5 separate regions of the Mus musculus genome follow, and regions 2, 3, 4 and 5 are each linked to region 1. The links are chromatin loops, found by intact Hi-C in ENCODE. Cell type or tissue: left cerebral cortex. All regions are shown on one strand. Each heading gives the region's core, and the rest is flanking DNA. Links, peaks and the distances in the headings are about the cores only.

What was found. Peaks named below come from ENCODE experiments on the same cell type or tissue, not always from the same donor. Only the 100,000 strongest peaks of a DNase experiment are listed, where the experiment ranks them.
Region 2: a loop joins it to region 1, with 2.7 times the contacts of the local background. A loop is called at or near these places in 3 of 42 quality-filtered maps.
Region 3: it touches region 1 in a loop (3-fold over the local background); 2 of 42 quality-filtered maps call a loop at or near these places.
Region 4: it touches region 1 in a loop (5-fold over the local background); 16 of 42 quality-filtered maps call a loop at or near these places.
Region 5: it touches region 1 in a loop (2.3-fold over the local background); 2 of 42 quality-filtered maps call a loop at or near these places.

What each region holds. Positions count from the first base shown.
Region 1 is chr5:121,169,537-121,175,479 of GRCm38, reverse strand. It overlaps Ptpn11 (protein tyrosine phosphatase, non-receptor type 11), which reads left to right. Exons shown (of 16, transcript NM_001109992.1): 2 at 3,377-3,499. Among named protein-coding and RNA genes, the nearest start is that of Ptpn11, 19 kb to the left of the region's middle. In left cerebral cortex, for the core only: CTCF peaks have their summits at 1,389 and 2,313 (motif pointing right); a DNase peak (open chromatin) is centred at 2,335; H3K27ac peaks cover 1,582 bases.
Region 2 is chr5:120,803,225-120,809,167 of GRCm38, reverse strand. Oas1c (2'-5' oligoadenylate synthetase 1C) reads left to right here. Exons shown (of 7, transcript NM_033541.4): 2 at 124-587; 3 at 920-1,208; 4 at 3,568-3,764. The coding sequence starts at 405. Among named protein-coding and RNA genes, the nearest start is that of Oas1c, 6.3 kb to the left of the region's middle. In left cerebral cortex, for the core only: a CTCF peak has its summit at 2,489 (motif pointing left); a DNase peak (open chromatin) is centred at 2,485.
Region 3 is chr5:120,791,141-120,797,083 of GRCm38, reverse strand. It overlaps Oas1e (2'-5' oligoadenylate synthetase 1E), which reads left to right and starts at 1,554. Exons shown (of 6, transcript NM_145210.2): 1 at 1,554-1,768; 2 at 2,691-2,979; 3 at 5,105-5,301. The coding sequence starts at 1,586. In left cerebral cortex, for the core only: a CTCF peak has its summit at 3,791 (motif pointing left); a DNase peak (open chromatin) is centred at 3,800.
Region 4 is chr5:120,951,773-120,957,715 of GRCm38, reverse strand. It overlaps Rph3a (rabphilin 3A), which reads left to right. Exons shown (of 22, transcript NM_011286.3): 11 at 1,733-1,819; 12 at 2,272-2,331; 13 at 3,120-3,311; 14 at 5,575-5,654. Gm32185 (a long non-coding RNA gene) reads right to left here. Exons shown (of 2, transcript XR_387678.3): 2 at 4,948-5,204. Among named protein-coding and RNA genes, the nearest start is that of Gm32185, 4.5 kb to the right of the region's middle. In left cerebral cortex, for the core only: a CTCF peak has its summit at 3,553 (motif pointing left); a DNase peak (open chromatin) is centred at 3,553.
Region 5 is chr5:120,812,942-120,818,884 of GRCm38, reverse strand. It overlaps the pseudogene Oas1b. Among named protein-coding and RNA genes, the nearest start is that of Oas1c, 3.4 kb to the right of the region's middle. In left cerebral cortex, for the core only: a CTCF peak has its summit at 2,732 (motif pointing right); DNase peaks (open chromatin) are centred at 2,751 and 4,145.

The DNA.
Region 1 (5,943 bases), core at 331-5,330:
CCTCAGAGAATCTGAAATCCTTTCTGGCCTCTGAGTGCACTGCACACATCTGATGCACTGGTAAAACACACATAAGAATAAATCTGGGCTGGAGAGATGGCTCACTGGTTAAGAGCACTGACAGCTCTTCCAGAAGTCTTGAATTCAATTCCCAGCAACCACATGGTGGCTCACAACTATCTGTAATGGGAGCTGATGCCTTCTGGTATGTCTGAAGACAGCTATAGTGTACTCATATATAATAATTTTTTTTTTTTGAGACAGGGTTTCTCTGTGTAGCCCTGGCTATCCTGGAACTCACTTTGTAGACCAGGCTGGCCTCGGAACTCAGAAATCCGCCTGCCTCTGCCTCCCTAGTGCTGGGATTAAAGGCGTGCGCTAAAATTTAAAAAAAAAAGAAAAGAATAAATCTTCTAAAAACTCTGGTGGTTATGGGTATGGGCTTATAACTTTTCAAACACTGCTAGGTATCCATCATCACAGTGTAAAGATGACTAAGGGCTGGTGCGATGGCTCCGTGGATAAAGGCATTGCTGTTGACCCTGATGACCTGAGTTCCATCCTTAGGAGCCACACATGGTGGAAGAGGGAACATTCCCCACCCCCGACTCCCAGCTTATCCTGTAATCTGCACACGAGTGCTGTGGCTTGAACACAGCCACACAAAATAGTTTAAAAGGAATGTGACTCTCACTGCAAAAGGGAAAAGTCTGCAGATCACCTAAGAGCTAAAGTGAAAGTTGAAGATGATGGCCAGAGCCAGGCTTAGAGCCATGCCTGGGACCCCAGCACCAGGGTGAGACTGCAGGCTAGCCTGAGCTACAGAATGAAACCGTGTCTCCAAAATGAAAGCAAAAGCTGGGCCTCACCCAGCTGATTCGGACAGAACTTTACAGTCCAGGCCTCTGCTTAGAGAGGACAGCCGCTAAGTCTCACACACACCACTGTGTGGGTGAGCAGAGGGGGCCGGCCGGCCGGTCCGTCAGTTTCTGAGAACAGGCTCGGCAGTGGAGGAAGAGTGCTTAATGGAAAGTATCTGGTAAGCTGCAGGCAGAGGCCGGGGCAGGTGGAGGACTCTGTCACCCACATACAGATGAAGGAACTTGCCCAGGCTGACCTTGAATTTCTGATCCTCCTGAGGACTAAGGTAGGCACTGCTGTCTGCCACAGGGAGACAGTGCTGCCTGGCACTGTTCTAGGCTGTTGTGTGCTTTAGGAACTACATGAACCCATCCTCTCGGCCCTCTGTGCAGAAGGGGGCAGTTACTCTCTAAGCCATGGTTGCCTTAAAAGGGGTTAATCATTTAGCTCAGCCACTTAGCTGGGATTTGAACCAGGCCAGTGGCACCAGGTTCTCCATTTCTACCTTTGAAACTTTGCTGTTAAATGCTTTTTCATCCACTGGAGGGTGCCTGCTTGCCTGCCTGCCTTACTGCCTCTGCCTGCCTGTGCCCTCCCTCCATCCCTCCTTTCCTCCTTCCTTTATTTATTTTTGTGTAGCCCTGGCTATTCTGGAACTTTGTAGGCCAGGCTAGGCCTCAAACTCAGAGATCCACCTGCATCTGCCTCCTGAGTGCTGGGATTTGACCAGCTCTTGGAGGAGTAAAAAGTCAACTCCCATTTTATTCCTTTGACTTGAGTCTTGAGTTTGATGATCAAACGTGAGGTCAATCAGAACAGAGGTTGGAGCCCTCTGAAGCCTGTAAGATGCTGCAGCCATGTCTGTGTTGGGCTGCTGCGGGCTTTTCTGTTCTCAGCTTGCATGTTGTTGGGACAGAGTGTGCTTATTATTTTAAAGATGAGCTCCCGATGTTGCTGCTTACTGAGAACCAGGTGCTTGAGTGGCTAGCAGGCAGCTTAGGTCTGCCTCACTCACTCACTACCTTAGGGATTGGACTAGTGTGTGTAGGGCCTCAATCCTGTTCCCAGTAACACACAAAAACCTTTTTGTTTTGTTTATTTATTTTTGGAGCCAGGGTCTCATGTAGCCTTGGCTGTCCTCCTCCTTCCTGTGTGGGTGAGCATGGCCTCCACTTCTCCTGGATGTGATCTTAGTATGGATCAAGCCCTCTGGTGTATGTGGTGTGCCCTGTGCAGTGCTGAAGTCGATCCAGGCTCCGTGCTTGCTAGGCAAACACTGCTGCTGTGGTACAGCCCCAGCCTTTGGCTCCCAACATTAGTATTGACGCTTACTCCCTGGGAGTATTTAGACGTGTCAGCCAGCCTCCAGAGACAGGGTCTGCCTTGGCCTTGACTTCACCTGAGTCTTCATGAAGGAGATCTTAAATATGTTGTTTATTTATTTGAGGCCAGAAGAGGGCACCACTCCCCCTGGAGCTGAAGTTACAGAATGTAGGTGCTAGGGAAAACTAAACTCAGTTGTAAGAACAGTAAGTACTCTTAACCGCGGAGCCATCTGTCTAGTGACATGAAGGAGAACTTGCTGGAAACCGGGGAATCCTTTGAAGTAAATGTCACCTACAGTGGGCACTTTTGTCTTCTAAAGGACATTGCATGTGAAGTCCCCATCATGGGATCTGGAAACATGCAGTTTGCGACCTGTGACAGGTGGTACTGCCAGCTGACTAAGATTGTTCCTGTGGCATGGTGTGCACCTGTCATCCTATGCCAGAGGCTGCAAGTAGGAGAGACCCAAGGTGTAGGCCAGCCTAGTACACAGTTACATAGTGACACCTCTTTGAGAGAAATCCTGTTAAAGTTGTCTCTTATGATGTTTATCAGGTGTTTTGTTTGTTTTGTTTTTGGAACAAGTGTTTTGTGGGAAGGTAGCTTACACTTATTTCTGGAAATTACCTTGTTCAGTTTGTAGATCTATGTATTTCTTTCTACATATATATTAGAAAGTTGAATTTATATGGGTGTCTTCCTTTACAGTCTGGTACCCTGCAAGTGTTCTGGTTTTTTCCTCTCCCTCCCCAGCAATGAGAACCTGACTCTGTAAGCCGCAGTACCCGTTCTTACTCATGACAGTTTGTGCTTGTTTGGTTTCTTTGCATGCAGACAATTTCCTGACCATGTGGGTGATCTTTTGGGGGAGGCAAACCCACCAGTGCACTGTGTTATCAGTCCAGCCCCACTGGCCATGCTGCTCCTGAGCCTGCAGGGTGCAGGATCCAAATGTCCCATCAAGGAAAGGGGGCTAAGGAGGGAAGGACAGGGGTGAGCCTGGAAGCTGTCGGTGCCACAGATCACAGCCTCCACATGGTGGGGTAAGGGTGCTCACAGCCTCCACATGGTGGGATAAGGGTGCTCACAGCCTCCACATGGTGGGTAAGGGTGCTCACAGCCTCCACATGGTGGGGTAAGGGTGCTCAGCTGTGCTTTGGTTCTCATTGTCCTGTTTTTCTCCCTCAAGATGGTTTCACCCCAACATCACTGGTGTGGAGGCAGAGAATCTCCTGCTGACCAGAGGAGTCGATGGCAGTTTTTTAGCAAGGCCCAGTAAGAGTAACCCTGGAGACTTCACTCTGTCTGTTAGGTAAGTTGGGAGGTAATGAGAGACACTCATGGTCTGTATTTCCAGAGGAGGGATGAGGCCATACTTGTCTGCCTTGCTTCTTCCCCTAGAGTTTGGGGCCTGTCCTGTCTGCAGCACTGTGGAGCCAATCAGGGCACATGCCAGTTCCTAGGCTTTTATTTCATTTTACTTTGTTTTTGTTTTTCAAGACAGAAAATCTCAGTATAGCCCCTGGCTGTCCTGGAACTCACTCTGTATATCAGGCTGGTCTCAAATTCAGAGAGATCCACCTGCCTCTGCTTCCTAAGAGCTGGGGTTACAGGTGTGCGCCACCACTGCCCAGTATTTATTTATTTTTTTTATTTGTTTGTTTGTTTGTTTGTTTTTGTTGTTTTTCGAGACAGGGTTTCTCTGTATAGCCCTGGCTGTTCTGGAACTCACTCTTTAGACCAGGCTGGCCTCAAACTCAGAAATCTGCCTGTCTCTGCCTCCTGAGTGCTGGGATTAAAGACTTACGCTGGGCTGGAGAGATGGCTTAGTGGTTAAGAGCACTGACTGCTCTTCTGAAGGTCCTGAGTTCAAATCCCAGCAACCACATGGTGGCTCACAACCACCCATAATGAGATCTGATGCCCCCTTCTGGTGTGTCTGAAGACAGCTACAGTGTACTTACATGTAATAATAAATAAATCTTTAGAAAAAAAAAAAAAAAGACTTACGCTACCACCGCCCGGCTTTTATTTTATTTTTTTAAGATTTTATGTGTATGGAGCTGGTGAAATGGCTCAGCGGGTAAGAGCACCCTACTGCTCTTCTAAAGGTCCCTAGTTCAAATCCTAGCAACCACATGGTGGCTCACAACCATCCGAAATGAGACCTGACTCCCTCTTCTGGAGTGTCTGAAGATAGCTACAGTGTACTTACATATAATAAATAAATACATCTTTTTAAAAAAAGATTTTATGTGTATGAATGTTCTGCTTGCGTGTATGTATGTGTACCCTGTGTGTGTTCGGAGGCTAGAAGAGGGCATCATATCTCTTGGAGGTGGAGTTCCAGGTGGTTGTGAGCCACCATGTGAGTGTTGGGCCCTCAGGAGGAGCAGCCAGTGCTCCTAACTGATGAGCCCTCTCTCCAGCCTCTATACTCTTGTTTGTTTGTTTGTGGTCTCCCAGAGTCACAGCCTTGGGAAGTAACTAGAAAGGACTGCTGGGTGTTCTACTCACCGAGGGGACTGAGAGAGAATACCTTGGGCAGAGAGACATCCCCAGAGCCTCCAGGGCTGAGTCCTGGCTCCTCACCTTTGACCTGCTTTCTGTGTTTTTCTTTCTTGGTTTGGAACAGTCTTTGCAAAGTTCTTCACATCACTTTCATTTGTCCAGAAGGAAACCTCTGTGAGGTAGATGTGGTTCCCATGAGCCCCTGCCTAGTCTTGTTCTCCACTGTGCAAAGGTTGGCATGGATCCCCCTGATGATGTGTTGTATACTACACTGTCTAGTGAGCTCTTGTGGCCTGGTGCATTAATAGTTCTGTAATTCATGTATCCAATGAAGAGCGAGAGTTGCATGCTGGGACATCGAGCTGTTTATTGTACTGGCTCTTTGGTGGTCAAATGGTGCCACCACACTCGCTTCTCCATTCTTCCAGTGATGGACATTGGGCAGCTTTGGTTTGTTTTACATCCCACCAGACAGTGTGGTGTATTCTCACTGTCCCTCTGAGCAGATGTGGGAGTTTTCTAGATGTTTTCTGTATGCCTGTTGTAGCTGTTCAAATTGCAGTAAATGGGTTTGATTTTTATAGATCTTACTGTTCACATAAACATGAATAAATCATGTCCTTGAGAATTTATTTAGCATCTCACTGAGACTTAGGAAGAATCTATCCACCCATCCATCCATCCATCTGTCTGTCTGTCCATCCACCCATCCACCCACCCACCCATCCATCTATCCATGACATACGACCTCACTAGATGAGGCTGGCTGGCTTGGAGTTTGGTGTGTAGATCAGGCTGGCCTTGAATTCACAGAGATCTACTTGCCTCTGTTTTAGGATTAAAAGCGAATGCTAGCACATGGACTCCTTGAGTCCTTTGAAGCAAGATGCAGGACTGTGACATTTGTCCCTGAGAGTAAGGGTGACTGTGTAAGCACATTCTGACCTTGGTAGAGGAGATGTCAGCACTGACTGGACAGTGTTACCTCCCAGGGAGTGCATATGAGACTTCTGTTACTCATCAGGTCTTGAGAATACTTGTCCATTGTTGTGTGCTCTCTGTGCGTGTCAGTTCCCTCCTACATCAGAGTCTCCATGGCTGCCAGGGACCTGGCTGTGGCTGTCAGGCTTTTCTGATGAGCCAGCTCACCACCTCCAGAGTTTTTTTTTTTTTAAACATTAAAAATTTTTTAATGGAGCTGGGTGTGGTGGCGTATGCCTTTAATCCCAGCACTTAGGAGGTAGA
Region 2 (5,943 bases), core at 570-5,569, 370 kb after region 1:
TGGATTTATCTAACTTGATCTTCATGTTTTACTGACGTGTGTGTGAGTGTGAGTGTGTGTGTGTTTATCTGTGTGTGTTCTGTTGTTAAAAATCTAGAAGGCAATCAAATGATTTTTCTTTAGTAACAATTCAAGATCAAGAAGGAGGAACAACAGAAACTATGTTTAGGATGCTTCATGCCTCCTGGTTCACAGCCTGCTGTGATGAGGGTTTGACAATCCAAAGAAATGCCAGCAGGTAAACAGACCCCAGAGGGTCAGGGAGCCCAGGAGCCAGAGGTGGCCTGTGCAGAGGTCTGATTTGCATAGCCCCGCCCTTCCTGGGAAGAGAAAGCAGCTATGGATATAAGGGGCAGCTGACTCATGAGGCAAGGCTGCAGTCAGCAAACACTCCTGGCCTCAGGATGGAGAATGGTCTCTGCAGCATCCAAGCCAGGGAGCTGGACGAGTTCATATGTGATTACCTCTTTCCTGACACCACCTTCCTTACTGAGCTCAGAGCAGACATCGACTCCATAAGTGCTTTCCTGAAGGAGAGATGCTTCCAAGGTGCCGCCCATCCTGTGAGGGTCTCCAGGGTTGTGATGGTGAGTCCCATTAGCCTGAGCTCATTGGGATGGGGTGGGAGAGGACTCTCAGAAGCCAGACTGCAGTCCTTAGTGGGGTGTGAGTTACCTACCTGCTCTGTGCCCAGTGTCCTCATGTGCATCCCAGCTATGGCACAGGGCTTATCTCCTGTACCACAAGGAGATCCAGAACCATCTATTATCCTACAGAGATGCCAATTTCATTCTTCAGGGCTGAATAGAATTCCACTACACATGGGTGAGCTCTCAGTGGTGGACTCCTACTCTATTCAGCATCTGGACTGCCCAGCATGGCTCTCCTATTCTTTGTTATTCTCATCTTTGTCTTTTAGGGCGGCTCCTATGATGAACACACTGCACTCAAGGGCAAGTCAGAGGCCAAAATGGTGTTGTTCTTTAACAATCTCACCAGCTTTGAGGAGCAGTTAAAGCGACGGGGAGAGTTCGTTGAGGAAATTCAGAAACACCTGTGTCAGCTGCAGCAAGAGAAACCATTTAAAGTGAAGTTTGAGGTGCAGAGCTCAGAGGAGCCCAACTCCAGGTCTCTGAGCTTCAAGCTGAGCTCCCCCGAGCTCCAGCAGGAGGTGGAATTTGATGTGCAGCCAGCCTATGATGTCCTATGTAAGTCAGCCAGCAGCAGAGCCTCAGCCTACCCTTCCTCATGCCTGAATCCTCTCTTCTATTCCTTCTCTCTCTCTCTCTCTCTCTCTCTCTCTCTCTCTCTGTGTGTGTGTGTGTGTGTGTGTGTGTGTGTGTGTGTGTGTTGGGGTAGCATGTTCTCATGTATGCAGATGTCTGTTCACATGTCTGCATGTGTAGGTAATGGTCAGACGCCAGCCTTGGAGGTTGGTTACTTAAGAGCCTATTTTGGTTGAGAGGTTGACCTGGAGTTTGCTGCCCCACCTTCATGGCTCTTGCAGTAAGGAGCTGGGGTCAGGTGAGGTGTGTGCTCTGATGGAGCTGAACCCACAATCTCTGGCACCTGGAGCCTCAGGATGTCAATTAGGTACAGCACAGGGCTGGGGGGAGGGGATGCTTGGTCTCCTAGAAGTGTCTGTAGGCTATGAGTCTCCACTTGTAAACAATTATACTCAAACATATTCAGGACACACTTGGGCTTCCTCCATCAAGCCAGGCAGGTTTGTTTTCTTGTTTGTTTTGAGATAGATGGATGGGCCAGCTTCATGTCAACTTATCTAGTCAGACAGTGAGCCTGAGGGATTCTCTGGTCTCTACTTGTCCAGCTCTGAGATTTTGGTGTGGACCCTCATCATGCCCCTCAATCACAGCTTTTATCGGGGATACTCAAAATCTGATTTGAGGGTCCTTTTAGTTCTTGTAAGAAGCCCTTTACGCATAGAGCCATCTGCCCAGCCCCTGGGGCATCCAGAAAACAACTGCATGGTGAACAGCTGTCTACATGGCTGAGACTGGGAACTGTGTGTCTCTAAAAGTGGGACAAAAAAAATGGCTAAAAATTAACATCTGTTTCTTCTTCTATCAAAGAATGAGACCTCAAACCTATGCAGCCGCCTGGGTATCTGCACATGGGGGTTGGGGTGCAAGATGCAGAATTTCCGAAAGGAATTCTTTCCCCCTCTAGAAAACTAGAAACCCAGAGCACACACCCCGAATCCCTCATGCACACACATGTTATATAATTGCACATTAACGAATCTCTACATTAAGTTCTCTCATACTAGGCCTGACTGACACAAAGTATGTCTCCAAAATTACAAATTTCCCAACCTACTCCCTCCCTGCCCCCTGCCCACCCACCCCACCCCACCCCACCCACCCCCCCCAAAAAAAAACAAGAACAGCCATGAAAGACCAGTATGGGGAGCTTAGAGAATACTTGAGGCTTTACATTTGGAGGAAGCACAGCACCCCCTGTTGGCCACTGTGTGAACTGTTGCTTTTACTTAGAGACAAGGCCACAAGCCCTTGGTTTAGGAGAGCCATGGAATCAGTCCAGAGTCTCAGGCAGCAAGGACTGAGAGGGCCAGCCTGGGAGTAGGACCAGGGCATCATGTTGTGGGAAGCTGCAAGAGGCTTAGAACCCTGCTCAGTGAAGGGGGCTCATGGCAGGGGGTGGGGGAGGCGGGGGTAGCCCAGAAATGAGCTGGGAGGGCGGCTCCAGCAGTAGCCTGTCTTGCTCATGGACTTCTCCAGCCTGTGGCAGCTTTCCAGTGGGATAGGAACTCGATCCTAGAAGAACTGCCTTGGGAATGCTCGTGTGGATAGCAGCCCAAAAGAGGACCCCAGCCACAGCCCTTACCCAGGTAACTTAGCACAGTTCTGGGGAGACAGCTAGTAGATAAGAGTGATTGCTGTACAACTGTGAGTCCTGAGTTCAAATCCCCAATGCCCACCTAATGTTAGGAAGTTCCACACGTTGATCTTTATCCCTGTTGCTATGGGAACAGAGATAGGAGAGTCTCTGTGGCATGATGGATGCCAGCCAAGCTCCATGTTCACAGAGAGACCCTGCTGCAAAGGGAGAGTGTGACAAACTATAAAGGAAGATGCCCCATCTCCTCTTGTGGCCTCTGAATATGTGTTTACCACATCCATGCACACAAAATCCACCCTTCATCTCAAAACAGGGAGAGACTGTAAGCAGGAGATACGATATACAAATGCAGTCGAGTGCTCCGTGCTACACCAGAGCATGGTTGGCCTTTGACAGATGACTGTGTAGCTCTCCTGTGAGTGACCACTGTGTGCTGTTTCTTCCCACCACTGTCTTCAGACCTGTGAGTAAGGCTTCCTACTAATAGCAGTTGGAGCCACAGATTTTCTAGGTCAATTCACTTACAGAGGTGTGGTGGGCTCATGGCTGTATTGGAAGCAATGCTTGCTGAGGACAAACTTTGCCCTGTTCACTGAACCGAATACACAGTAATTGTGACCCTAGGGAGAAGGAAGATGCTCAGAGCAGGGGTGAGTCTAAACATGAGAGATGCTTTCTTTATAGATGAACTGAGAAACAACACGTATGCTGAACCCCAATTCTACAACAAAGTCTACGCCCAACTCATCCATGAGTGCACCACCCTGGAGAAGGAGGGCGATTTCTCCATCTGCTTCACCGACCTCCATCAGAACTTCATGAGGTATCGTGCGCCCAAGCTCTGGAACCTCATCCGTCTGGTCAAGCACTGGTATCAACTGGTAAGGCATCCGACCCAGATCCTGTGGACCCTATGTGTAGAGAGTGGGATTCAGGCCAGAGAAGAGGTCTAGTCTAGCTGGCTGTCTATGGACATGATAGCTTTATCACATGACCAAGAGTGCCTTGGGAAGGAAAGGTCTCACTTGGTTACACATCCCAGTCACAGGGCATCATTGAGGGAAGCCAGGACAGTAACTGAAGCAGAGACCATGGAGAAATTCTGCACACTACCTTGATGTCCATGGCTCACTCAGATATTGTACAGTCCACATGCTCAGGCATAGCACCGACCACACCCACACCTATCATGAATATTTCCGCACAGATCATTAAGGGAGCCCTTCCCTAGGACTGGTTTCTGAACTAGTTTGCTCTGACTGCTGTGGTAAAGACGCTGCTGCTGCAAAGTAATTGGGTGGAAAGGGATTGTCTGGCTCACGTTCCTGCATCGCACTCCATCTCTGAGGGAAGCAGAGGCAGGAACTGAAGCTGAGGCCATGGAGGAACTCTGCTAGCTGCCTGAGACCCTTGGGCGATCAGTCTGATTTTTACAAACATCTCAGGACCACCTGCCTAGGACAGGCAATGCCCACAATGGGTGGGACCCTCCCACACTGATCATAAAATGCCCACAGGCTTGACTCCAGGTCAGGCTGATGGAGGCCTTTTCTCAGTTGTGGGTCCATCTTCTCCAGATGGCACTCTCTGTGTCAGGTTGACAAAGACAAATCAAAATGGCACCAGGTGAGAAAATAAAAAATGGAAAAGGAAAAGTGGTTAGAAGGGGGGCAGATCAGAGGGGTTCAGAGAAACAGGGTGTGGTAGAGCAGTAAAGGAACCTGATGCTGTAGGAGGGAGAGGGAATGGGGAGGGAGAGGGGACCTAAGAGGAGGGAGGACTTTCCATGCTTGTTCTAAGTGATTTCTTTGAGTCCACTTTCTATTCAGCTAACTCTCTCTTCAGCCGTGTCTAATCCGCTGTTCCATGGCAGCGGCTTCATTTGTGTCTCTGCCTCTCTGCTTCCTTCTTCAGCAAACACTTCATGTTACTTTCTATGGTTTCTATTGTTCGGATAGTACCTCTTTTAATGGGTGATTTCTCAATATTTTCCTGGACTATTCTTTAAATGTATATGTGTTGTTTGTGTGTGTATAGCAGCATGCTGATACTAAAGTCTGATTCCCTACTTGGTTCTTGATTTAGTCAATAAAGAAGGTGGGAGCCAATTGCTGGGTGAAGGGTACAGTGGTATTTCCATATCCCGGAATGAAAAAGAGACAAAGGAAAAAGAAAGGGCTTTTCAGCCAGGCTTTGGAATGAGGAGCAAGCAACAACCATGTAAGATCTTAGGGTAACTAGAACTGGCTGCCGCCTCCTATGGTAGATGTCTGATATAGGCTAGCTGATAGTTAAGGGCAGGAGATTCTGCACCCAGGAATTGTTATCTGGCAAGTTCTGTCTAAACGAGTTTCTTCCACAGAGTAAAAATGGGTAGAAAAAGAGAGGAGCCAGATCCTTGATGGTGGCTTGGCAAAGCTAAGCCAGAAGGGGCTGAGAGCACAATCACAGGGGAAAGTCTGTGGTTGGTGGTTGGAAAACCTAACCAGGGAAAACCAAGCAAACTGGGAGTGGGGCCAGCTGTAGCTGATCTCAGAGCTACACTACACTGAAAGCAAGGGCCACAGTCCCAGGAGAGGCAGAGCCTGTTTTAAAAAGAACTCACAACATATACCTGTTCATGGGAGCACATGTATTTGTGTGTGCATAAGATTGTGGCGGCCAGAGAGTGAGAGCAGGTCACCTACCCACCTTCTATAATCAGTCAGGGTCTCACACAGGACACACAGTGTGCTGGATCAGCAAGTCTAGAGAGTCCTGCAGCCCCTGGAAGCACATCTCCAGCCTTTTGAGCTAGGATTAGGAGACAGCTTCCTCAAGAGCCTGACACTCATGTGGGGATCTGACCTGTAGTTCTCACCCCTACATGGGGAGGGAGGCGATTTACCTCTGAGCCATTTTCCTGGCCCCTTCCCAGTTACTTCAGAGACCATGAGAAAACTTCCATACTGAGCACTCCTTATGTCCCGCCCCCACCCTCACTCCTGGCTGTCACTCATGAAGTCTTGATTCCTCCTGTGCCTACTAGTGAATGCTGTCTTTGTGGAGCACACAGGATCA
Region 3 (5,943 bases), core at 679-5,678, 380 kb after region 1:
TATGAAGACTATAGCTTTTGCTAAATGCTAGCTTCTGACCTGAATGACAAGGCCATGGCTTCTGCTTTTTCCATAAGAAAATCCCTTAAAGACACCTATGAGTCGTGGTGTCTCAGTTACGGTTTTACTGCTGAGAACAGACACCATGACCAAGGTATCTCTTATAAGGACAACATTTAATCGGGGTTGGCTTATAGGTTCAGAGGTTCAGTCTGTTATCATCAAAGAGGAAACATGGCAGCGTACAGGCAGGCGTGGTGCAGGAGGAGCTGAGAGTTCTACATCTTTATCTGAAGGCTGTCAGCAGAATACTGCCCCCCCCCCCCCCGAAAGCTAGGACAAGAGTCTTAAAGCCCACACCCATGGTAACACATCTACTCCAACAATGCCACACCCCTCCAACAAGGCCGCTCACCTTCCAACAGTACCACTCCCTGGGCCAAGCATACAAACCATCACACGTGACAAAAAAACCATGGGAGAACCAATGTGGTCATAATTTCATCACTCTTCTGTTCCTTGTAGTCTGCATCACTTGCAAGAATAATTTAGGTATATGGGGTGGGCAGTGTGTGTGTGTGTGTGTGTGTGTGTGTGTGTGTGTGTGTGTGTGTGTGTGTGTGTGTGTGTGTGTGACTGTCTGTGTGTGTGTACTCATATGAGTGTGGGAGAGACTTTTTTTTTCCATTTTATGAGACAGTCTCATCACATAGCCCAGGCTGGCCTTGAACTCTATATCTTCCGTATCAAGCTCCCAGGCATTGAAATCACAGGTGTGGACCATCCTGCCATGATGAATATTCACTCCTGCTGGGTAGGGAGAGGTTGGCATGGAGACAGGATCACCCTCATGAAGGTGAATCTTGGGCACAGGTCGACACTTTATGCTATTGAAGTGGAGAGTGGCAATGGATTGGTTACAGCTGGGGAGAGAGGCACAGTCCTGTGAGCTCAGCACTTAGGGGTCCAATGGGGCAGGTCCCCAGGTTCACATCCACCCTGAGCAAAGGAGTGAGATCCCATATTAAAGAAGGATGTGAGACCTTTGTCCTTTATGGATGGACAGACAGAGGTGGGGGTACAGGGCAGAAAGGTGGGTTTGGATTAGGCCTTGGACGATAGGCACATCATGGGTGTGCATCTGAGAACCCACAGACGCTAAGTCTGAACTAGAAGCTAGCCAGGACCTTGCAGACGGCTCGTTACAATATCCATCATGGAGCAGTCAGCTGTGACAAACAATATCCAGCATGGACCAGTCAGCTGTGACAAACCCACCACAGCTGTGCTGGAGCTCCTGCCTGCCGGCTGCTGGATTTCTCTCGCTTCTCTTCATGTTACAGTAACGTGTGTGTGTGTGTGTGTGTGTGTGTGTGTGTGTGTGTGTGTGTGTGTGTGTTGGTGTTGTTGTTGTTGTTGTTGTTGTTGTTGTTGTTGTTGTTGTTAAAAATCTAGGAGGCTATCTAGGTGCAGAGGTCTGATCTGCATAGCCCCGCCCTTCCTGGGAAGAGAAAGCAGCTATGGATATAAGGGGCAGCTGACTCATGAGGCAAGGCTGCAGTCAGCAAACACTCCTGGCCTCAGGATGGCGAGGGAACTCTTCAGAACCCCAATCTGGAGGCTGGATAACTTCATAGAGGATCAACTCCTTCCTGACACCACCTTCCTTACTGAGCTCAGAGCAGACATCGACTCCATAAGTGCTTTCCTGAAGGAGAGATGCTTCCAAGGTGCCACCCACCCTATGAGGGTCGCCAGGGTTGTGATGGTGAGTCCCATTAGCCTGAGCTCATCGGGATGGGGTGGGAGAGGACTCTCAGAAGCCAGACTGCAGTCCTTAGTGGGGTGTGAGTTACCTACCTGCTCTGTGCCCAGTGTCCTCATGTAGACCCAGCTATGGCACAGGGCAGAGGACAGAACAGGGACCCCACTGCTGGATAACTGGACTGATGGAAGCTCATTGCTCATGTTTCCATCTGTCCCATGGGTCTGTATGACAGCAGTCCCTGTCTCAGTCACTGTGAAGGCTGCAGACATGTTGTGTTGTAATGTCTACTCATCAATGTCAGGAGTTGAACTGTGTTATTGCTTGGGCTCAGCATTTTATTTGGGGGGGGGGGGAAATCTCTACATATCACTTTTTATCATTTTTTAAAATGTTTTTGTGAATTCAGTTTCCTTAATTTTGACATTTGTCCTGTGGTCTTTGATACAGACTTTCTTTCCAGAGTCATGGTGGTCATGGCCTTTTCCTTTTAATACTCTGCTAGCAAGGGGGATTGTGACAACAGTTTAATATGTCTCTGTGTCCTCTCACCCACTACCATCTCACTACATTGTACTTGAACCTGAATTCCCCAGAGTGTTTCCTTTCATCACTAACACACACACACACACACACACACACACACACACACACACACACACAATTCTGGATAGAAACAGATAAATCAAGGATGTTCATCATTCTGAGCCTGGCTTATCTCCTGTACCACAAGGAGATCCAGAACCATCTATTATCCTACAGAGATGCCAATTTCATTCTTCAGGGCTGAATAGAATTCCACTACACATGGGCAAGCTTTATTCACTCTTGGTCACTCTTGGTGATGGACTCCTACTCTGTTCATCTTCTGGACTGCCCAGCACGGCTCTCCTTATCCTTTCTTATTCTCATTTTTGTCTTTTAGGGAGGCTCCTATGATGAACACAATGCACTCAAGGGAAGGTCAGAGGCCAACATGGTGGTGTTCTTTAATGATCTCACCAGCTTTGAGGACCAGTTAAAGTGGCAGCAAGTGTTCATTGAAGAAATTCGGAAACACCTGCTCCAGTTGCAGCAAGAGAAGCCATGTAAACTCAAGTTTGAGGTGCAGAGCTCAGAGGAGCCCAACACCAGGTCTCTGACCTTCAAGCTGTGCTCCCCAGAGCGCCAGCAGGAGGTGGAATTTGATGTGCAGCCAGCCTATGATGCTCTGTGTAAGTCAGAGAGCAGCAGAGTTCAGCCTGCTCTCCCCTCATGCATGAATCCTCTTTTCTATTTCTCTGTGTGTGATTGTGTGTGTTGGGAGAGCATGTTCTCATGTATGCAGATGTCTGTTCACATGTTTGCCTGTGTGGGTAATGGTCAGACGCCAGCCTTGGAGGTTGGTTACTTAAGAGCCTATTTTGGTTGAGAGGTTGACCTGGAGTTTGCTGCCCCACCTTCATGGCTCCTGCAGTAAGGAGCTGGGGTCAGGTGAGGTGTGTGCTCTGATGGAGCTGAACCCACAATCTCTGGCACCTGGAGCCTCAGAATGTCAATTAGGTACAGCACAGGGCTGGGGGGAGGGGATGCTTGGTCTCCTAGAAGTGTGTGTAGGTTATGAGTCTCCACTTCTAAATGATTATACTCAGACATATTCAGGACACACTTGGGCTTCTTCCACCCACTACAAGCCAGGCAAGTTTGTTTTGAGAAAGGTGGATCAGCCAGCTTCATGTCCACCTATTTAGTCAGACAGTGAGTCTGAGACATTCTCCTGTCTCTACCTGCCCAGCACTGTGATTTCATTTGTGCACTCCCCCGACACACCCCAAACTTCCACATGCACACACGTGTTATAGAATTGCACATTAACGATCCTCTACATTAAGTTCTCTGATAGCAGACCTGACTGACACATAGTGTGTCTCCAAAATCATGCCCAACTCAACCCAAAGAAAACCAGGAACACCCATGAAAAAACTGTATGGGATTGGGGATCTTGGGTAATAGTTGAGGTTTTATAGTTCGTGAAAGCACAGCACCCCCTCCTGGCCACTGTGTGAACTGCTGCTATTAACTTAGATACAAGCCAGGACAACAGCCTATCCCTTGGCTTAAGAGAGCCATGGAAACAGTCCAGAGTCTCGGGCAGCAGGCACTGAGAGGGTCAGCCTGTGAGTAGGACCAGGGCAGCCTGCTGTGGAAAGCTGCAAGAGGCTTAGAACCCTACTCAGTGAAGGGGGCTCAGAGGGGGTGACCCAGAAATGAGCTGGGAGGGTGGCTCCTGCAGAAGCCTGTCTTGCTCATGGACTTCACCAGCGTGAGGCAGCTTTCCAGTGGGATAGGAACTCTATCCTAGAAGGACTGCCTTGAGAATTCTCATGTGGATAGCAGTCCAAAAGAGGACCCCAGCCATAGCCCTAACCCAGGTTACTTAAATGAGACCTACTGTGTGCTGGTTCTTGAACTAGTAAATAAGTTCTTCATAGCTTCTTGGAATAGTGGGAGACTGGACTTGTCCCAAGCTCCATCAGTGAGTGATTTAGGTCTGTGGCAGCCTCAAAGCCTGACAGTATGGCCTGCTGAAACCATGGCTACACACCTGCAACACCTATGGCTCAGCCTGCTGCCTTGGAGTGCACACACACGCACACATAGCCACACACACATCAATTCCATAGCCTGCTCCCTGTCACAGTAAAAGTTCGAAGGATAGCTAGTTAGATAAGGGTGATTGCTGTACAAGCATGAGGAACTGAGTTCAAATCCCCAAAGCCCACCTACTCTTAGGAAGTTCCACACATTGACCTGTATCCCTGTTACTATGGGAACAGAGACAGGAGAGTCTCTGTGACCTGATGGATGCCAGCCAAGCTCCATGTTCACAGAGAGACCCTGCTGCAAAGGGAGGGGGTAAACTATAAATGAAGACTCCATCTTGTGGCCTCTGAATATGTGTTTGCCACACCCATGCACACATAATCATCTCAAAATAGGGAGAGACTGTAAGCAGGAGATATGATATACAAATGCAGTAGAGTGCTCCATGGTACACCAGAGCATGGTTGGCCATTATCAAGTGACTCTGTAGCTCTCTTGTGTGTGACCATCGAATGCTGTTTCTTCCCACCACTGTCTCCAACCTTGTGAGCAATGCAATCTACTATGAGCAGTTGGTGGCGCAGACTTTCATGTATGCAGTCCAGAGGTGGGCTCATGTCTGTATGGGGAGTGACGCTGCTGCAGACAAAGTTTGCCCTGTTCACTTAACCCCATAGAGAGTGACTGTGACCCTAGAGGTATGGAAGACTCTTAGATCAGAGTTTGGCCTAAACATCAATGAAACTTCCTTCATAGATGAAGGGGGATACTGCAAGTCCTTTGAATCCATTAACTACAACAAAGTCTACGCCCAACTCATCCATGAGTGCACCACCCTGGAGAAGGAGGGCGAGTTCTCCATCTGCTTCACCGACCTTCATCAGAGCTTCCTGAGGTATCGTGCGCCCAAGCTCTGGAACCTCATCCGTCTGGTCAAGCACTGGTATCAACTGGTAAGGCATCCGACCCAGATCCTGTGGACCCTATGTGTAGAGAGTGAGATTCAGGCCAGAGAAGAGGTCTAGTCTAGCTGGCTGTCTATGGACATGATAGCTTTATCACATGACCAAGAGTGCCTTGGGAAGGAAAGGTCTCACTTGGTTACACATCCCAGTCACAGGGCATCATTGAGGGAAGTCAGGACAGTAACTGAAGCAGAGACCATGGAGGAATTCTGCTCACTGGCTTCATCTCCATGGCTCACTCAGATTGCTTTATTACAGTGTGCACACGCCCAGGCATGGCACCAACCACATCCATCACTGACCACAAATATGTCCCCACAGACTGCCCTAAACCAGAGTGATGGAGGGATTTCCTCTTGATTAAGGGTGCCTCCTGCTCAGCTTACTGTCTAGTTGGTAAAAACTCACTTTCACAAAAGACCCACTTTCAAATTGATGCTCTCACAGACATCTTTATTGAACCATAACCTTTCCATTCTTGACTTTTTGTAAAGATGTCGTGTTGATATCATGCCATAAAACACCATTTAGTGTTAGGAATCTAAAAGGGTTTTTTTTGGGGGGGAGGGGGGCGGTTGAAATTTCAATATGTAACAAGATGAGTCTCTCAAGGATACTCTCATATAAAAT
Region 4 (5,943 bases), core at 679-5,678, 220 kb after region 1:
AATGTTCCCTCATCTCAAGTTGAGATTTTTGTAGCCATCAAACTGTAACTTCTCTTTGATCTCTTCCCTTCCCCAGAACCTCCAATTCTCTTCTTTCTTACATGTGAATTTGACACACTTCAGTGGAATCCCACAGCATTTTCCTTTGCCATCTGTCTCACTTCACTGAGAGCTCTATACCTTCAAGGTTCATCCATGTGCGAGCATTTCTCAGGCTGCCGTTCCCCTTTTAAGGTTGTGTAATATTCCATTGAATAGACATACATTTTATTTATCCATTCAGACCAAGGGCCTTTAGGCTGTTACTACCTCTACCTTTAGCTGTTGTGAACTGTGCTGTTATGAACACCTCAGACAAATATCCACTTAAGCCTTTGGAGTAGAGACTTACAAGCGAGAATGTCCCAAAGTTGGGCAGTTCTATATTTAACTTTTTTTGTTTTTTTAAAAAAAGAAGCCAGCATCCTGTTTCCTATGTAGGTAGACAGACTACTTTTACATTTCTGTCGATAGTAAACCCACCCAGTTTCTATATACTTTCGACAACACTTGTAACTATCTGGCTTGTTTAGTTGTTTTGCGTTTTAGGCTTGCTTGCCTAGTTGGTTCTGGAAACAGGGCTTCCTGGTGTAGCCAGGCTGGACTGGTATACACAACAATCCTCCTGTCTCACCCTCTTTTGAGTGCTATAGGCACGAGCATCTAAGGCAAGCTGCTGGTTTTGGTTCACTTGCTTCTTATTTTTGAGATCGGGTCTCACCATGTAGCCGCAGCTGGCCTAGAACTCACTATGTAGACCAGACTGCCCTCAAACTCACAGAGAGCCACCCCTTATTGTGGCTCATCAATTCTCTTTATGGATGGTATCAGGATTCATCAGTGACACTAACTCATGGCACAAGCACCCGCTTTGCACTGATCACATGGCTAAACTCTCTGCATGTAATATCTCCCTTACCCCCATCGGCAACTCATGGGGGCAGGTTCTAGGCAAGCACACCGCACTAATCTGAACTCATGGGCCCGTCTTACTGTTTTATTTTGAGATGGGTTCTGGTCTTGAGCTCACTCTGTGTCCCAGGCAGACCTTGAAATTGCAAGTCTCCTACCTCAGCCACTGGAGTATGATGGCAGGCCTGCCTCCCTGCACCCAGCTTACCTGTGCTTTTCAATAACTCTGCTGAGATTTGCCCAGAGGTTCTGGGCACTGAGAAGAAGACAGAGGGGCCAGAGGAGGGCTGGGAGCAGAGCAGGACAGCATCCAGGGGAGCCTCAAGGGAGTGCGCACCACGAGTGTGTGTGTGTGTAGTGTGTGTGTGTAGTGTGTGTGTGTGGTGTATGTGTATGCATACATGCATGTGATGTGAGTGTATTATGTGTGTGCATGCATGCATGTGGGGGTATGATGTGTGTGTGTGTGTGTGTGTGTGGTGTGTATACTGTATGTGCATGCATGCGTGTGGTATATGTAGTGTGTATGGTGTGTGTAATGTGTGTGCATGCATGCATGTGGTGTGTGTATATTATGTGTGTGCATGCATGCATGTGGTGTGTGTGTGTGCCTGTGGTATGTAGTATGTATGTGTGCATGCATGTGTGTGGTGTGTGTGTATATTATGGGTGTGGTGTGTGTGTAGTGTGTATGTGTGCATGCATGTGTGTGGTGTATGTGTAGTGTGTGTGTGCATGTATGTGTGGTGTGAATTATCTTGTTTTTCTCCTCCTCATGCAGGTTTGAGGCGAGCTAACTCAGTCCAGGCAGCCCGCCCTGCCCCAGCCCCAGTGCCAAGCCCAGCACCTCCTCAGCCGGTGCAGCCAGGTACCAGCCACTAAGCCACCATGTGCCCTGTGCCCCGCAGCGGTGACCACGGTCCCATTGCTCTGTAGTGCTGAGCTCTGAGCTCTCTCCTTAGACCCTGGGGATGGAGGAGACCCCACTTAGAGCAGGACTTTGGCAGAGGGAGGGCTGGGTGGAGCATCCTGTCCACCACGAAGGGACAGGGCTCCCTGTGGTAACTCCTCCACATCTCAGAGGAGGATGTAAAAGTGGGGACTCCGGGGGTTGGGGGGTGGTGGAGATCTCCAAGCTGAGGTTCAACCTGGGCTTCTCCCATGCCAGTAACCCCCCCCCCCAGAGGGACAGTTCCTAACATCCCCAGGAACTTCTCCACACCATTGTCTGCTTTCAGTCTAGCCTGTGTATGAAGAGAGGGAAGGACAGATACCCAGGAAGTGTGTCTTCATCACCACCCCCTTTCCTTCCCCTTGCAGGGCCCCCTGGGGGCAGCAGGGCCACTCCTGGGCCAGGACGCTTTCCGGAGCAGAGCACAGGCAAGTGTGAAATGTCCCAGGCTCTACAGGATCACATCTACTCAGGCTGTCACCAAGACTGGTCTGACCAGGCTGAAGCAGCTCCTTTCTAAACCTCTGACCACTGGCAAGCCAGTTTCTGTGGCTCAGAGCATAGCCTGCTGGGTACCATCCCTGGTTCTTCCCTTCTTGCTGTGTGACTCCTGGCAAGTGACTAAATCTCTCTAAGCTTTAGGGTTTTTTTCTATAAAGTGGGAGTCAGGCTCAGACTTCCTTCATAGTCTTGTTGTGATGATTAAACCAACTAAAACACTTTTTAAAATTAGCTTAAGAAACAAAACACTTTTTGTGGAGCCTGAAGTGTGTTTGGCCCAGGATAAATGAACAGTGATTACTTGGACCCACATACAGGCAGGTCTCAGATGCCTGGTTGTCATGGTTACATGGTAACTTGTTTTTCACGGACTCTCAAGGTTTAATGCAACTAATATTGACTGCCATAGAAACAACTCTGGATTGGGTAACTCCTATTCTACAAATAAGGAAACTAAGGCTCAGAGATGTTAAGTAACTGGCCCTGGGTCACACAGCTGAGGCTGATTCATACTGTCTAGCTGAGTCCACACCACTGATTCACCCCTGTGAGGTTTGTCTTGTCTGGGTCTTATCCGAATTACCCCCTTAGCCCGGGTCTTGCGAACGCCAGGGCCTGCCTTTCATTCTGAGTGCAGCCTGGGAACCTGCATTCCAGAAGCTTTCTCTAGCCAATTGCTATGACAGACTCAACACTGCCTCTTTTCTCCCCACAGAGGCTCCTCCAAGTGACCCTGGCTATCCAGGGGCTGTCGCCCCAGCCCGAGAGGAGAGGACAGGACCTGCGGGGGGCTTCCAGGCAGCGCCGCACACTGCAGCCCCCTATTCCCAGGCAGCCCCTGCTCGCCAGCCACCACCTGCGGAGGAGGAGGAGGAAGAAGCCAATAGTTATGACTCTGATGAAGCAAGTAGGTGGCTCCGAGGTGTGGGGTGTGGGGGGCATTTGGGAAAACTCTTCCAGAAACTGAACCCAAGGGGGCAGAAATGGGATTCTAGGGTCTGTAGATGCCCCCTAACTGCTAACACATGTACCCTAAAAATCCTTTGGTTCTGGAGATCAAAGCTAGGGTCTTGAGTGTGCAGGGAAAGGGCTCTACCATTGAGATAAACCCAGTAACTCACCAGCGCTGGGGTGGCCAGTGAGCGCCACCATGTGGTCAGTGTCAGAACTACACATTTCATGGGTTAAAGCGCATTGGAGGCAGAGTCATTGAGTCACTTAAAGCCTATAGTGTTTTTGTTTTTGTTTTTTTGTTGTTTCGTTTTGTTTTTTGAGGTTCAGTGGGGCAGCCAGCTACCAAACAGAATTATCTGGTGGCCTACAGCCCCACAAAGGCGCGAGTTTCTGTGTCTAACGTATGTCTTTATCTGCAGTCATTCTTCCCCCTCATGACGGGGACATCATCCACCCAATGATTTGTTAGGTGCTTACTGTGTCCTTCTTGGACTCAGACACAGAGGGCCAAGGACACACATGCACGCACACACACATACATGTGTGAACGCCTCCCCCTCACCACATAGGGCTTTTTCTTCTGCTATGACTGAAACAGCCAGGATGGGTGCTACTGGGAGGTGGGATGACCTGGTTGGGACCCACTAATCTGTATTGCTTCCTGTGTAAGCTGATGGCTGGGTAAACCAAGGCACTGCAGGGAAAGTGCTTTAGTAAATTTGGACAACACTGTGTTGGGCTGAGCACACAGGAGTAATGGCAGCTATGTTATTCAAATGATGGAGCCCTCCAGCCAGGGCCATCACATTTCCTACTTCCCGTCCCTAGTGCACGGAGACAGGACCTTCTCTCTTCTCGTTCTACATATAGTCTTGGAAAGGCTCCCTATGTCTCTGAAATGGCCAGTGTCTTAGTTAGGGTTTCTATTGCTGTGATAAACCCCACCATGTCTAAAAAGCAGTTTGAGAATGAAAGGGTTTGTTTTATCTTCTGGCTGTAATACATCATGAGTGGAAGTCAAGGCAGGGGCCTGGAGGCAGGAGCTGATGCAGAGGCCAGGGAGGGGTGCTGCTTACTGGCTTGTTCCTCGTAGCTTACCCAACCTGCTTTCTGATAGAACCCAGGACCATCAGTCCAGGGGTGGCACCACTCACTAAGAAAATGTTCTACAGGCTAGTCTGTTAAGACATTTTCTCAATAGAGGTTCCCTTCTTGCCTGTGTCAAGTTGTCACAAACCAACCAGCACAGCTAGAGAGTGAAAATACCAGCACAGCTATCAAGTGAAAAAAGGCTCCAGTCCCTCGAGGGCCACACTGTGTGTTGTAGCAGCTGTCCCTGTTGTAACGGGTGCTCTCCAGAGTCAGGGATCTGTGGTCTCAGGGAAGGGAGAGGGGAGCCTGAGAGGGGAACCCACCTGTCTTGTCAGCCTCAACAGCACTCCGTATCTGCCCTCCCTGGTCCTTATCCTGGCCGCTCTTCCATGATCCTTCAGTCACCTGTCTCTCAAGTGTGACCTCTCCGAGCCTCCAGGCTGCCCTGACGAATGCTCAGTTGCAGGGCTGGTTACAGCAAGCTTGGCTTCTCTCTGTTCCTTGCTGGCTCATCTTTGTCATGGACGAGGATTTATTGACCTCGCATCCTGAGACTCAAGCTGCTCCAGGCACTAGGACATTAGGGCAAAACGCAACAGGGGAGAAAGAGTCCAACGATGAATGAGCTCATCGCAGGCTGAGTGATCTCTCCAGTGGCTGCTTAAGGGAGGGCTTCTCTAGGAAGTGACTCTTGAGCCAAGCTGGAGGGCTTGAGAGGGTATGAGTCACGCGGGAATGACGTGGGAGAGCATTCCTAGGAAGGGAAACAGCAAACACTGACTTTCATTCATTCCTTCAGCACACACGGGAATACCTACTATGTGCCCTGCACACAGTAGGGGCACGTAGTGGTCAATCAGCCATCCCAGCCCTTGTCTTCAGGGTAACCTCAATCTGTCAGGAGATGAAGTCACTAAGTAAACACATTTATAAATGATGGTGGAAGGACCCCCAAGGAGAGAGATCTGCCAGAATAGATGGAGGATCAGACCAGGGCCTGCCCTCCCTCTCTTCTGTGGTCCCAGTGTCTAGCTGAGGCCAGACACATTGGTAAGCACCCAGGAAATGCTCGTGAATTGACTAAGCAAATGCTTCGCTTGACTCTTGTCTTCTGTTGCCTGCAGCCACACTGGGTGCCCTGGAATTCAGCCTTCTCTATGACCAAGACAACAGCAACCTGCAGTGCACCATCATCAGGGCGAAGGTGTGTGGGGATCCCTAGGGAGGCTCTGGTTTTCCTAAGAGACTCAGGTCAAGATGAATCCCAGGCTCAGCTCCCACCATCACTGACCTGTGGCAATGACAGAGATGAGAACAGGATTGTCGTCAGCCATGGCAGACTTCCTTGGTGGTGGTGGTGTGTGTGTGGGGGGGGGGGGCTTCCTCTAGGAATGGTCCTGTGGCTGCTTCTGAGAGTGGTGGCAGCTCAGCTGTGAGGGTTGCCCAGGTTACCCACAGCATCCCAGAGGGAACACTGCAGGTATTACCAAGAC
Region 5 (5,943 bases), core at 375-5,374, 360 kb after region 1:
CAAGTCTGCATCTCCAAGTGTCAATCACACCTGGAACTGCAGAGATGTCTCCCAGATTTCAAGTCCCATGAGAACTGCTGGACTGAAGGGGCCTTGGAGAGCAGCTGAGGCCTGGCACTGCGAGAGGCCAGGAGAAGCCATTAGTGAAAGTGCAGCCTCAATGGCAGTGGAAACCCCAAGATACTGGCCTTGCCCTGAGCAGGAGATGACTGTCAGGAACAGAGCACTGTGAGAACAAAGCTGGCCTGAGCCTGAGACCTGCTGTGTGTGCCGTGGATGGCAGAGCCGGAGAAGCTCAGAGAACTATGAGTCCCAGATATCAGATACTGAGCCTTTTGCTCTGTTGAATTTTGGTTGTGTTTTAATTAGATTGTGACAGTGACTTGGTTCTTCCCTCTTGCAGTAAGAAAGTATTTAACTTGTGTTTTAATTTTATATGAGGCCAGCATTGAGAGACTAGTCTTTTTATGTGTTGGGAGTTTCTTTAGGTTTGATTTTTAATTTGGGGACTTTAAACCTAAGTTGTGTTTTATGGTGTGATAGCGACATGAGATCTTAGGGACAAGCAAGAAGGGAAAGGTTATGGTTCAACCGTGGTTTGTTTGTGTGCCATGTTGAAAAGGGGTCAATTGTGCTGCTTACTTTTTGTCCACTAAACACCAGCTAGCCTCCTCTGGTAGGAGTCCATCTTGCTCAGTAAAATGCAGATCCATCTGACTGGCTTGGGTAGTTTATGGGCATGTTACTAATCACTGATTGATGTTGGTGGGACCAGACCACTGTGGTTGGGGCCATGAGTGGAATGTGGCCTTGGGCTGTGTAGAAATGGCCGCTGAGTGCGTCATGGACAGCAAACGGTGAGCAGAATTCCTCCATGGCCTCTGCTTCAGTTATTCCTCTGACTTCCCTCAATGATGGAGTGTGCCTTAGATGTGTAAACATAAGAATATCCTTCCTTCCCAGGAGCGTTTTGGTCATGTGATAGAGTTATTACCTCAATAGACGCCGAACTAGAGTACACATTTTCTCTGCCCCGTGTCTACACTCTGTACAGATGAAGCGCACAGTGACCAGGCCAATGCCTTACCAGTTGGTACCAGTGCGTGACCAGGCGGATGAGGCGCTTCAGCTTGGTTGGGCGACAGTTCAGGAAGTACTTCTGAAGCCCCATAAAGCAGATCGATAACTTGCCCTCCTTCCCCGGCGGGGTACGCCCACTGATGAGATTGGCGTAGAATTGTTGGTTAGGCTTCTTGAGGATGTTAAGATGATCTGTAAACAAGATTTCATTCAGTGGAACAGCTCAGCCCCTCTCTGAGGTTCCTCAGTCTCCCCAGGTCCAGAATCACAGCCTATGGGGTTCAGCGAACAGGCAGCGTTTTTCCCCAGCAGGCATCGCTCCGCATATACCCATCTGCCCCACCACTCCTTAGGACTGCACACATGCTGTGCACTACAAAGTCCCTGCTCCCAGTTTGCTCTAGTGAGGGTCTTTCTTGCAGGCCTGGAGACAGAGGTGGGAGGAACCAGCACACTGTGGTCACACACACGTGATCATCAGATAATGGCCAACCACGTCTGGTTCCAGTATCTTCTGCATAGTTCTTGTCAAAGTTGTGCACTCATGTATGTGTCAAAGTTCACTGTGGAGCAGTCGGCTGCATTCACATATCACGTCTCACACTGACAGAGTCTCTGCTCTATATTGTGTATGCATGGCGAGTGTTCCTGATATGTTCAGAGACAGGAGAGGACCTAAGGTGTCTCTTCTTTATAGTTTGTCAGTATGTTTCTTTGCGTCAGAGTCTGTCTGTAAATGTGGAGCTTGGCTGGAATCCTGCAGGTCTTACAGAATCTCCTGTCTTTTGCCCCCATAGTGACCAGGTATCCAGGTCAATGTGTGGCACTTCCTAAGTTTAGGTGGATATTGGGGATTTGAACTCAGGTACTCATGCTTGAGCAGCAATCGCCCTTATCCACTGAGCTGTCTCCCCAGCCACTGTGTGTTTTCGGTGGGTGATTTCTTGTAGTGATAAGTTAATATCATGTGGTTTTGTTTGTCCAGATGGAACAAGATATGGCAGTGTTAGGGTGTGTGTGTGTTTGTGTGTGTGTGTCCTGTGCACTTATAGAGTAGAAGAGCAGCAGACTATGGAATAGATGTGTGTATAGGTGTGTGTGCACATTTGAGTAGTCTAGGCAGGCTGTGCCTTAGGTGTGTGCACATGTGTGCCATGCAGCAGACCACACCATCAGACTGTGATGCTGACACAGGGCAAAGTCACTCACGGATGGAGCTTCGACAAGCCTGTCACTCAGTGACCATGGAGGTTATGGGCTAGTCTAGATTAGTGTCAGGGTCTAGTTACAATAGGGCTCATTGCTTATGTCATCTTCTATAGGGCTGTGGCTATGATCCTCTCTTTGGCTGTTGCCCACAGGCAGTCCTTCTGTGGTAGAGCCCCTCACCACTGGAAAGCTGCTGAGGCTGAGGAAATCCATGACCCAGACAGGCTTCTGTGGGACCTGCTGTCACAGATCATTTCTGGTCACCCACTCTGATCCCCCTCCACTGAACAAGGTTCTAAGCCTCTTGCAGCTTCCCACAGCAGGCTGCCCTGGTCCTACTCCCAGGCTGGCCCTCTCAGTCCCTGCTGCCTGAGACTCTGGACTGTTTCCACGGCTCTCCTAAGCCAAGGGCTAGTGGCCTTGTCACTAAGTTAACAGCAGAAGTTCACACAGTGGCCAACAGGGGGTGCTGTGCTTCCCCCAAATGTAAAGCCTCAAGTATTCTCTAAGCTCCCCCAAGATCCCACTGTGCTCTCAGGAGTGTTTCCTGAGTTGGACAATCTGTAATTTTGGCGACGCATGCTGTATCAGGCCTGGTAAAAGATTGTTGCAGGATATTTGATCACACTGTGAACCCTGAGATTGAGTTGTTTATTGGAAAAACCTGGTTTTAGGTGTGGTGGCTCAGCCTTAGCACACACCCTTAATCCAGGAGCTTTCTGCTTGAATATTGTAAACAGGATTAAATAAAGCCAATCATAGATCAAGAGGCAGAGCAAGCAACCAGCTGACCAGAAGCGAACATGGGATTACTAAGAAGGAACCACAGAGAGTAAGAGGGAGTCAGAAGGAGGGATAGAGAGACCCACAGGAAGTAGAGGGGAGGGACATTCCATTTGAAAGAGGTTATGAGATAGCATGAGAAGGGGATGCATTCTGGAACATTCTGGCTCAGGAGGAAGGTCAGCTAGGTGCTTTCTCTGCCTCCCTGAGCTAGCAGGATTTTACCACAGTATCTGGCTTTGCAAGTCTTCATTGGTAAAATTGAATAATTGAGATTTTTGTCAAAAGATAAGATCTTTTAATGTGTAATGTTATAAAATGTGTGTGCATGTGTGAGTTGGGTGGCTGCATCTGCAGTTTTACTGAGGGGCCAGAGCTCCGATGAGATCTGCGTCCTGTGCAAACTCTCCTGCAGACACCCCAGGTCTCTGAACAGCTCTGAGGGAGAAGATTCGCGAGTTTGTTATTTTCAGTGAAGTCTACACTGTCTCATGTTTAAGAAGACAAAACCCACAGCTAGCCGTGAGTAGGACTGGTATGCTGAGGGAGCATCTAGTTTGACTCCCTCCCCTAAGTGAGCCAGCAGGCTGCTCAATGTCCCTGTGGGATGGATTCTGTCTCCCCGCTACCAAATTTCCAAAATCCCTCCTCCCCAGCGCAGCTTTAAAGAGACATTCTCTTTAGTTGAATTTCTCAAATGATAATGGTTTTCAGTTCAGGGATGGAAGGTGTGGGCTGGGGAGATAGCTCAGTCTGTAACGTGCTTGGCTCGCAAGCATGAGGACCCCCGTCGGAATCCCAGAACTCAGAGAAAAAGCCAGTGTTGGTGGTGTAGGATTGTAATCTCAGAACTGAGAAGGGGGAGACTCTGAGGGTCCCTGGGGCTCTTCCCAGCCAGTCAGGCTCAAGTGTGAATTCTGAACCAGGGAGAGACAAGGTCTCAAAAAAGATGGATGACTCTTGAGATGAGTTAGCCATGGTTCCGGATCACACCCACACACAAGAGAACACCTACGCAACACACATGTGCACACACACAGAGGTGGAACTAGAAGGGAGGATGAAGGCATGCAGAAGGGTGAGCTGAGGCTCTCTGGCAGGCTGCCTTACCCAGTAAATCATAGGCTGGCAGCACATCAAACTTCACCTCCTTCAGCAGGTCGGGGGCGCTCAGCTTGAAGCTCAGAGCCCGGGAGTTGGGACTCCTTAAACTGTGGACCTCAAACTTCACTCCACAACGTCTCTCATGCTGAACCTCGCACAGCTGTTTCTTAATTTCCTTAATCAACACTCCCTGTTGGTTTAACTGATCCTCAAAGCTGGTGAGATTGTTAAGGAACACCACCAGGTCAGCGTCTGACCTGCCCTTGAGCGCGGTGCCTTTGCCCTGAAAGACAAGAAAGAGAATGACAAAGGACAGGGAGAGCCATGCTGGGAGGTCCAGATGCTGAACTGGAGTCCATCACCAAGGTGATAGATGGATGGATGGATGGATGGATGGTTGGATGGATGGAGCAAGCTGCTAGATGTGCAGGAGAATATTAGTCAGCCCTGAAGAGTGACATCAGAATCTATGTAGGAAAATAGAGGGTGCTGGATCTCCTCTTGATACAGAAGATAAACCACACCGTGAAGGGAAAATATCCATGTTCATCTGTGGAGTCTCTGTGTGTTCAAGTGTGTGTGTGGGGGGGGGGGCTGTGTATGGGAGTGGGGGAGAGGTCTAAATGAAACAAGCACAGAAGAGTTTGGGAAGGGTACAGTAGCACTCATGCAGTGCCCACATTAGCTGCACACATGTGACATACCATCAGAGAGTGAATCTCTGGGGAGGGTCTGGTGGGAGGTAAAGGATAGTAGAGATTGGAAGGAGACTATGACTAAATTAATACAGATATATGAGAATGTAGCCATAGTCCCATGGTTGGCATTGTTAGCTGGGAGGAAATATGCGCAAGTGACATCATTAAAGAGAAGATGGCCTTGTGTGATATAGAATAACATATAACATCATAGAGAAACTGAAAAAAACAATAAAGGTGATCCAAGTCTGTAAAACAAATATCATAAAAAGAAGAATTCATGCTGAACAAAGCCTCCCTAAATAAAATGCTTAGAATCATCACTAACACACATGAGCATCAGCTACTGTTGAGAGAGGGCATTACAAATTGTCACATCTCCGGATGGAGAGGTGGGTCAGTAGCTAAAACTGCCTGCTGTTCCTGCTGATGACCTCAGTTTAGTTCCCAGCACCCAAGCAGGCCAGCTCAGAGCCACCTATGTAACTGCAGCTCTAAGGGATCTGACACCCCCTTTTCAATTCTGACCAAACCTGCACTAACACATACAGAGCCCCACTCACAACTAAAAATGTAGAAATACAGTCAACTGAAAACAAGAAAACAACTTCATTTCTGCACCCTTCACAGAGTCTGAGAGTTAAGTACCAGTGTCATGAAATGTGATTTGACAGACAGCCCGGGAACCGAGTCCAGAGAGGGTCCATCAATCCAGTCACATAGCAGGCGAGTCCTGGTCTGTCCTCCGTGTCACATTTGACTTAGTCTATGTGACCTTATCATTCCTGGGGCGTGGAACACTGGACATGGAGAAGGTAGTTAAGTTACCCTAAGTCACACAGCAGTGCAAAGGTTGTATTACCACTGCCCCACCACCTGCCCCTCCACTTTCCAGAAAACTGCTTTGCCATTCTGGGCCTCAGTTTCCCCGACTCTGAAATGGACATGGCCTGGGAGTGGGGAACATAAACTGTAGCTGAGGCTCCTTCTCCAATACAGATGTGGGACTTGGGGGGAAGAACCCATCGCCAGCTGTGATCAGAATTAAGAGGAGGGATCAGGGTTGCAG